Regions from separate parts of the Homo sapiens genome. Here regions 2 and 3 are each linked to region 1. Evidence: read pairs that join two places in POLR2A ChIA-PET (ENCODE). Cell type or tissue: OCI-LY7. All regions are shown on one strand. Region 1 overlaps MARCHF1 (membrane associated ring-CH-type finger 1). Region 2 overlaps MARCHF1 (membrane associated ring-CH-type finger 1). Region 3 overlaps MARCHF1 (membrane associated ring-CH-type finger 1).

Evidence for each region. ChIA-PET counts read pairs that join two places held together with the same protein. Peaks named below come from ENCODE experiments on the same cell type or tissue, not always from the same donor. Only the 100,000 strongest peaks of a DNase experiment are listed, where the experiment ranks them.
Region 2: POLR2A ChIA-PET joins it to region 1 with 20 read pairs; 4 of 35 experiments call an interaction of 5 or more read pairs at or near these places.
Region 3: POLR2A ChIA-PET joins it to region 1 with 74 read pairs; 3 of 35 experiments call an interaction of 5 or more read pairs at or near these places.

What each region holds. Positions count from the first base shown.
Region 1 is chr4:163,662,664-163,665,163 of GRCh38, reverse strand. All of the region lies in intron 5 of MARCHF1 (membrane associated ring-CH-type finger 1), which reads left to right. Among named protein-coding and RNA genes, the nearest start is that of TMA16, 170 kb to the right of the region's middle. RefSeq lists an enhancer at 866-945 and a silencer at 1,556-1,605. In OCI-LY7, a CTCF peak has its summit at 1,495 (motif pointing left); DNase peaks (open chromatin) are centred at 633, 1,143, 1,493 and 2,203; H3K4me3 peaks cover 2,218 bases; H3K27ac peaks cover 2,500 bases.
Region 2 is chr4:163,590,341-163,592,840 of GRCh38, reverse strand. All of the region lies in intron 7 of MARCHF1 (membrane associated ring-CH-type finger 1), which reads left to right. Among named protein-coding and RNA genes, the nearest start is that of TMA16, 97 kb to the right of the region's middle. In OCI-LY7, a CTCF peak has its summit at 949; DNase peaks (open chromatin) are centred at 460 and 960; H3K4me3 peaks cover 2,174 bases; H3K27ac peaks cover 2,500 bases.
Region 3 is chr4:163,610,349-163,612,848 of GRCh38, reverse strand. It overlaps MARCHF1 (membrane associated ring-CH-type finger 1), which reads left to right. Exons shown (of 10, transcript NM_001394959.1): 7 at 1-578. Among named protein-coding and RNA genes, the nearest start is that of TMA16, 120 kb to the right of the region's middle. RefSeq lists an enhancer at 1,012-1,061. In OCI-LY7, CTCF peaks have their summits at 1,305 and 1,517; a DNase peak (open chromatin) is centred at 1,478; H3K4me3 peaks cover 1,469 bases.

The DNA of each region.
Region 1 (2,500 bases):
AATTTGCCTTAATTCTGTGGACTGTTCTGAAATTGCTAGAATCAGAGCCATAGCATTGTGTCCAGTAACCAACATTAAGATAGACCCAGCGGAATTACAACCTTTGTGTGCCTTAGACACTTTTACCTTGGTAGACCCCTCCTCCAAAAAAATATTAAAATTGTATTTTGTGACTATTTTAGCATATAGCTAAATATAATCTAATCTGGGTTCATTATGATATGTTCATTTTTATTATATTAATTTTTCTAATTTTAAAATTAAAATCAATATGCTTTCTTGGGCCTTTGAAAATATCATAGGCCCTAAGCCCTATGTATACTGTGCCCACTAAATATATTGACCCTGCTGATAGAATGTCTTTATTGTAGCCTATGGTTATTAAAAAGTAATTTAATATGTTTATAGACAAATTTATAATAAAATGGGGAGTATCTTTGAGAGTTTATTTATAATGCTGATTTATTCTGTCCTAAGCCCTATATATAATGTGTCCACTAGATAAATTGACCCTACAGATACAATGTCTTTATTCTAGCATGTTAGGAACTTAAAACATGATTTTTAGATTCAAATCCCCTCCTTACAGAATCTGGCTTGTTCCTAAGTAAGTCTGAGGGCAGCTGAGTTCTCTGTAGGTGGGGCACTGACTGGCTAGGGTGTTGGGGAAATCTCCTCCATTTCTTCAAAGAAAACATTTTAAGTTTCATCTCTTTTATATTTAAGCATTCTTTGTCATGTTTAATTTGGAAAAAGGGGCCTCTCTGCCTTAGAATTTTTTTTGAAAATCATTGATATGAACTGCATACATTATTTTAAAATAGTATCCAGTTACTGTATTTCAAAGTATCTTTTCATTAACTTGATCTTCTGTATACATCTGGGAATGTACTGAGCAATCTGTTCTCAGCAAAATCATTATATATGCTGTGAAAATTACATGTGGGAGTACATTTATTATTTTCTCAGGAAAAGGCAAATAGAGATGGTCTTACACATGTTCTTTGCTTTAAACTTCTTCCTGTTTGTTTCTTAAACATTTTGTCAGGCTTTTACAGCATTGAAAGTGCCTTTAGATTCCATTGCCTATGAAAAATAGGGTAGTGAGAGTACTCGGTTTATTTTTCAGTGTCCAACCTCCAGTTAGACAATGCAAATTCATGTATCACAGCTGATTGCATTTGTCAGCTGTTTGATGTTTTTGGCAGTTTTTTTTTTTTAGCTGCCCCATTTTTTCAAGTACATGAAAGCTTTGACATAACTGTGTTAATAGCTCAAAGTTCTGATAAACAATCTAGTAGTAAGAGGCTAATATTAAAGCCTAAAGATTTTTAGTTTCTATCAATTTTTATATACTTGATTCTCACTTCTGAATATGAGATCATAGATATTAGCATGAGCTTATAGATATTAGTCTATGTTGAAATCAGAAAGTTTCAGACATAGAAGAGATCTGGGGACACAGCATGTTGGAGAGAGCACCGCGCCAGGAGAGACGTGGCCTTAGCCCTGCCACCTATTGCTCACTCTTGGGTTAGTCATTTATCCTCCACAAGCTTCAGCTCCCTTGCCAGTAAAACCCATGATTGCAAAGATGAAAATAAGACAATTAGAGACAAGCAATGTTGCAGACGAGATGATCCAAAATCATTCAGAATATAAAAACATAGAAATGCTAGATAAAAATATAACAAATGTCCTTATTTATACTCAGCTGTGCTAGGAAAAAGAAAAGAAAAATCTCCAGCAGTGAGAAAGGAAGAGAGAAACATAAGCCAGAGAAATTGGCCTGAGAGCTGACAGTGTGGCTGCCCTGGGGGGTGGTCAGTTGTGATCATCTAGTGGCAAGGGTGTCAGTGCCCAGGCAGAAACAGAAGATAAAGCAATGGGCCTGAGTGGGATGTACACTTAAACAGCCCTAAATCTAAAAAAAAAAAAAAAGATGATTTAAAATACTATAGTCTCTGTGTAAGCATCCACTAGGAAAAAATATCCAACTATCCACACAGAGAGATAAAAAGAAGCTTGACTTTTTATTTTGGCCTGAATTCTGTGTATACAAGAAAAAACAAATTCTCTGAGTAATGTAATCACAGACTTATATTACACTCCAGTTAGAAGGTTAAATTTGTATTGTTTGCATGACCTGGGAATCCCCTAGTTAAGAAACATTTTTTTTTTTCCAGGCCAATAATAACCCGTGGCAAACAAACACAATCTCTCTGAAGAAGGGGTGAGGTTACTGTAGTGCAGACAGTCGCATCCTTAGTGGTGATAAGACCTTGACTCCTCTTTCCCATATTTGCCTCGGAATGCCGGCCTTAGCGTGTGCCTTCAAACAAGAGATTGTACGATTTTTTTTTTTCTCAGTGAACTGACAAAACAGAAAGAATAGCTGCAGAATTGAGAAAATTTTCCCAAAAACAATCCGGCCTGAGTACCCTAGAGGGAAAGCCACCACTAGCCGGAGACACACATAGACCTAATCAGCTTTTGAGTG
Region 2 (2,500 bases), 72 kb after region 1:
CTCAGATAGTCTTCAAAGAGGCTCCGGCCCACTATGAGACTGAACCACTAGGCTAGATGATAATAGAATCTCAGTGGGAATCCTCAGTCCCAAGCAGAATTTAAAGTCCTAGTATCAATGGCATCGAACCATCTCCAGAGGGGATGAGACACCCAAGAGAAGCAATTCCAATAGAATCTTCCCAATCCATTGCAGAATTCAATGTCTGTGAATTCAAATAAGACTTGGCCTCCTCTGCTTTCATTATTGACCAAGCAAGGTGATCATTATCTTCTTCTCCACTGTTTTCCATCAGTGTGATGTCTGGTGGTGAAAAAAAAAAAAATGTGGCTGATTACTTGCGACTCTTGGATCAGCTCCAGGAATAGAGTTAGGAAAGCCAGGGACATTGCCATGTCATTGTCTTTGTTGTTGATCATTCCCTACAGCTCTGTGCAGATGGTCTGAGGTTTTGACCAAGTCAGTGGTGACAAATTAGGGCATGAAATTAAACTCAGGAAGTCATGCTATGTAGCAGCTTTTTTGAGTTGAAAATATTCCTTTGAGAAAACAAAACACTTTTAAAAAATCACATATGTATGAAGAACTGTCACTCGTCTGCACATGTAAAAAAGAGTACATATTCAGAATGACAAAACTTATGATTACAAAAATGGTATTATCTGTTGGTAAAATATTTTTATTCTTATGTCATGATTGTATTTTGAACTTGAGTTTTCAAGGTATTTTAAATCTCAGGCTGAATGATGGCTTAGGATATTTATCTTCGTTTCTGTTAAGGAAACCTTAGAAATCTGGCTTATAATGCCTTTTTGTTTACAGTCCAAAATTGCTTGCTGTCTCCATGTCAATAAGAGTAGCTGCAAACAGCTGTTAGTCTGAATGATATTAACTACTGTCCATCTTGTTCTCTATTTATGAAGTATGTTACTTCTCCTTTCCACTGCAGATCAGTTTGCTTGACTTCCTCTGCTGCTCAGATAGGGTATAAAATTGTTACACCTCAATTCAGTTCCTCAAATGCAAATTAAAGAGTTCATGGTATATAAAAGGATCACAATTTCTCACTTTCACTGTAAGTGAATTTTCCCGAAACATAAACAAAACACTGGTCATTGGTAACAACTTCTGAGAATTGCCATATGATCTGACTAAGCTGGCTTTTTTTGGTCTGTGCTCTGTAAATGTTTAAATAGAAGCTTAATGAAAGCCAGTCCATTATGGTCTAGTGCTTTGCCATCTTTAGCCTGACTTCTTAACATTCTCATAACTTAAATTACTCTGAATATCAATACAAATCCACAAAAAGATCCTGCCCCCATAAAATTATTAAACATGAATTTATTCAGCTCATAATTCCAGAACTTGTGTAAATGAAACAGTTAACAAACAGCAGAGACTGTATCTGTGTGGTATAGGCTTTAAGAGCAATGACAGCTCAAAAAATAGGAGAGAGCATTGTAGGGAAGGAAAAACTAGGGGCTGTTTAATTAGGGATGTGAGTCTGAAATTTAGATGAGTCTTAATTTAGATGAGGCATTATTAAAAGAGGGAAGGTGTCAAAGGTATGAAGAACATACTTGAGGAAATTCTCAAAGACAGACTTTAATATAGAGAATGCAATACACTCAGGAAATAATCATCTGACCATTAATTTTAATAAATACTACTTTTAGTAGACTGTTATGCAGTAAAATGGGACAATAGTGGTCATAGACTGTTAATAAGGATTAAATTAAGTGATCAATTAAGTGACAATAATTAATTAATAATCATATGAAATAATTGATTATTAATAATTATTGTCACTTAATTGATCACTTACTTTAATTCTTCCTAATAGTCTATCACCACTATTCTCCCATTTTACTGATGATGAACTTGAAACACAGAGATTAAGTAATTTAACACGTATAGATGGGCGGAACTACAAATATAATGCTGATTGTATTTTCAATAGCCACACCAGTGTTTCCCAACATTTTTTACAACACGCAGAACATGATAACATTTGTGAGTCAACCAGGGTGAATGGACAACACACCCAAGACCTCAAAACTGCCCTCTAAGCTAACAGGAATCAAGATCTTGGCACAGCAATAACTTATTTGTGGCAAAACCCACAGCTTATTAGCTGTTAAACTCTGTACGATGCCACTGTGGTTGTATGTCAGAGATTCGTGGAAAATATGCCTGAATAGGTAAGGTAAACTCAAATTGTACAAGCTCATATGAAAAGAAGGTGAAGCAATTTGGGTTTATATGATTGGTGATAGAGTTCTTGAAGAGTGGCAGTATATTAAGAGGATCTAAATAACTGCATATCTTAAGAATGATTTCCTGATGGAAGGAACACAGTCTTAAAGATACTTTGTGTATCTGTTGACAATTCAAAACCACTAGAGAAATTGCTGTGGGGATGAAAAGGAAGAAGATATGAAAGACACTGAGATGTCTGATTTTCTTTGCATATAGCAAAAACCAAGAAACTGTGCAGGAA
Region 3 (2,500 bases), 52 kb after region 1:
CTTCAAATCTCAAGCCCCAGGTGGAGGGAGCTTTACACAGATTCTTCAGATTCATCTTCCACAGATGAGAGTCATTGGATTCAGGCAAAAAGAAGAGCCCAGGTTAAATTCAGACTGTCAAGAAGAAGGAGGAGAAATAATAATAAGCCGTGTGAAAACTTAGCTGGGTCTTCCACTCCTAACGGAATTGAGCTCGTTGATCTGGGATCCAAAGGTAAAGAGCAACAAGAGCTGATTGAATGTGAGAGTTGCTCTTTAAATCTCCACAGAGGAAAACATACAAGGTACCAAGAATGCAACCCTTCTCTGACTCAAGGGTCCTCTGAAATTAAGAGATCCTCAAGGAATCATGAGAAGAGCAAAGGCAGATATCACCACAGAGATCCTCAGCTCTTGCAAAGTCTTAGGAAAAATGAAATAATGAAGAAGACATTTTCAGAAACAGATTCCAGCACTGAAATACTGGGAGTTCCAGAAGGCAGCAAGGACATGAATGATGCAGGGCTCCAGGTGAATAACCCTGTTCAGAAGCCTCCTGCCACCTATGACGATGGGTCTGATAATTTAGAAGTATGCAGGTCAGTCACTGTAGAGAAAGGCTTGATGTCATCCATATATAGTTCTTTTTGCAGTGAGTTAGGTGCGTGTTTGACACCTACCCTCAAAACTTAACATTTATTTACATTGTTCTTTTTCTGATTGGATATAAAAGGAGAAAAGGTGGGTATGAAAAGAATAATGCAGATGTAAACATGGGTGTGAAAGCTGTTACCAAGTACAATTAGATATCCCCTTCCTTTAAACTGAATAATGATTTATCCTGGTAAAGGGGCTGACTCAGCTGAGTCTTGCACTCATTCTAGTTATGACAGTAATAGTGGGGGAATTAAGAGTGAGACTGTGTGAAATGTTAGACTTTTCAATGCAAATTTGCTGGCATCCTGACAGAAAGATATTCAAGGCTTGAGTTCTTTAAGGTCAGATTTTTGTATCAGAAAATAACATTCTCTGCAGTTGGCTTTAATTTGTTCTCCAATTGTTTGACTCAGCAGGGTAATTGAAGACTCAAAGGACACAGAAACAGGTCAGGGACGTATCAGTGGGGTTGCAAGAGCCTGTAGGGAAGGGGGCCACATTAACTTTACTGATAAACATATACCGAAAGGTTTCAACATGTGGATATTTTCTAGCTATGTGGCAGCGTTCTTGCTCTTTTTAACTCAACAGCATATATTTTCAAAATAACCTTACATAAAAAGAATTATAGGAATATCCAAGCTAGTGTGCATAAATGAGACAATTTCAAACAAAAAAATATATTTGTACATTTTCATATTATACCTAATCATTTAAGCTGTTTAGATTCTGTATGAGAGCAAATGAAGATTTTCACTGCGCAATACTTGTTATGTTTTGCTTTGCTTTTATAAAAGCAGAAGTTACTTCATAAAATATGTATGCATGTTCGTGTGAATTACGTGACCCAGAGAAGGCTGCTCATGTCCATTGAGGGCAGCAGTGAGAAGAATTAAACTCTACATGTGAATAATATAAGAATGGTTTGTTTATCTGAAAGTTTTATAGGATAGTCATTCATAAAATCCTCATTCATATATGTATTCAAGCATCTATTATGCATTAAGCTTTATTCTAGACATTGAAAATAATATAGTGAGTAAGATTTGTATAGTTTCTAACATCTTACAGCTTATAATTTAATATGGAACAGAGACCCAAAACAAATTAATTTACAGCTGATATATAATTATAATTATGATAAGAACTATGAAAGCACATGGCAAGGAAGCTTCACCTATTGTGGGAGATGAGACAAAAACTCTCTAAGTAAGTGACAAGCAGGCTAAGGCTCAAAGGATGACAGGAATTGATCAGGAAAGAAGCAGGGAAGACCATCTAGGCAGAGGCTGCCACTAGCAGGAAACAAGAGGAGGGACGGAGCTTGGCAATTCAGGGAACGTAAAGCTTGCCATTGCAGCTAGGTTGTGGTGAATAGGGGGATGGGTGGTAGAGAGAAGGATGGAGAAGTGGAGAGGGCTCGACTGTACAGGGCCATGTGAAACATGCTAAAGGACTTAAAAGGGATTTACAAAGAAACTGTCACCGTGTAATTTACCTATAAATGTAAATTTCTTATAATCTTTTAATTATGATCTATATGTATGTTTGCTGAAAAGTTAGGGGATGGACTAAACCACTCTTTCTAGTCTGAATGGAGAATTTCCCACTTGCAACCATCTGTTGTCATTCCCTAAATCTAGCTTCCAACATAATCTAATGAAAGACAGTCAAAGAAGCTAGTTGTAGGCTAAATGGTAATTGGAGAGAAAAATAATGCTTGCAATTAAAGTCGTAGTGACTGGTTCTCCTTACTTAAAAACCCTACTCTGGAGAAACATTTTCAAAGACAGGATATTTAATTTAGACTTCTATTAATGAAAGTGAGATAGATGAGCCAATAGGTATTATTTCCTGCTAGAGA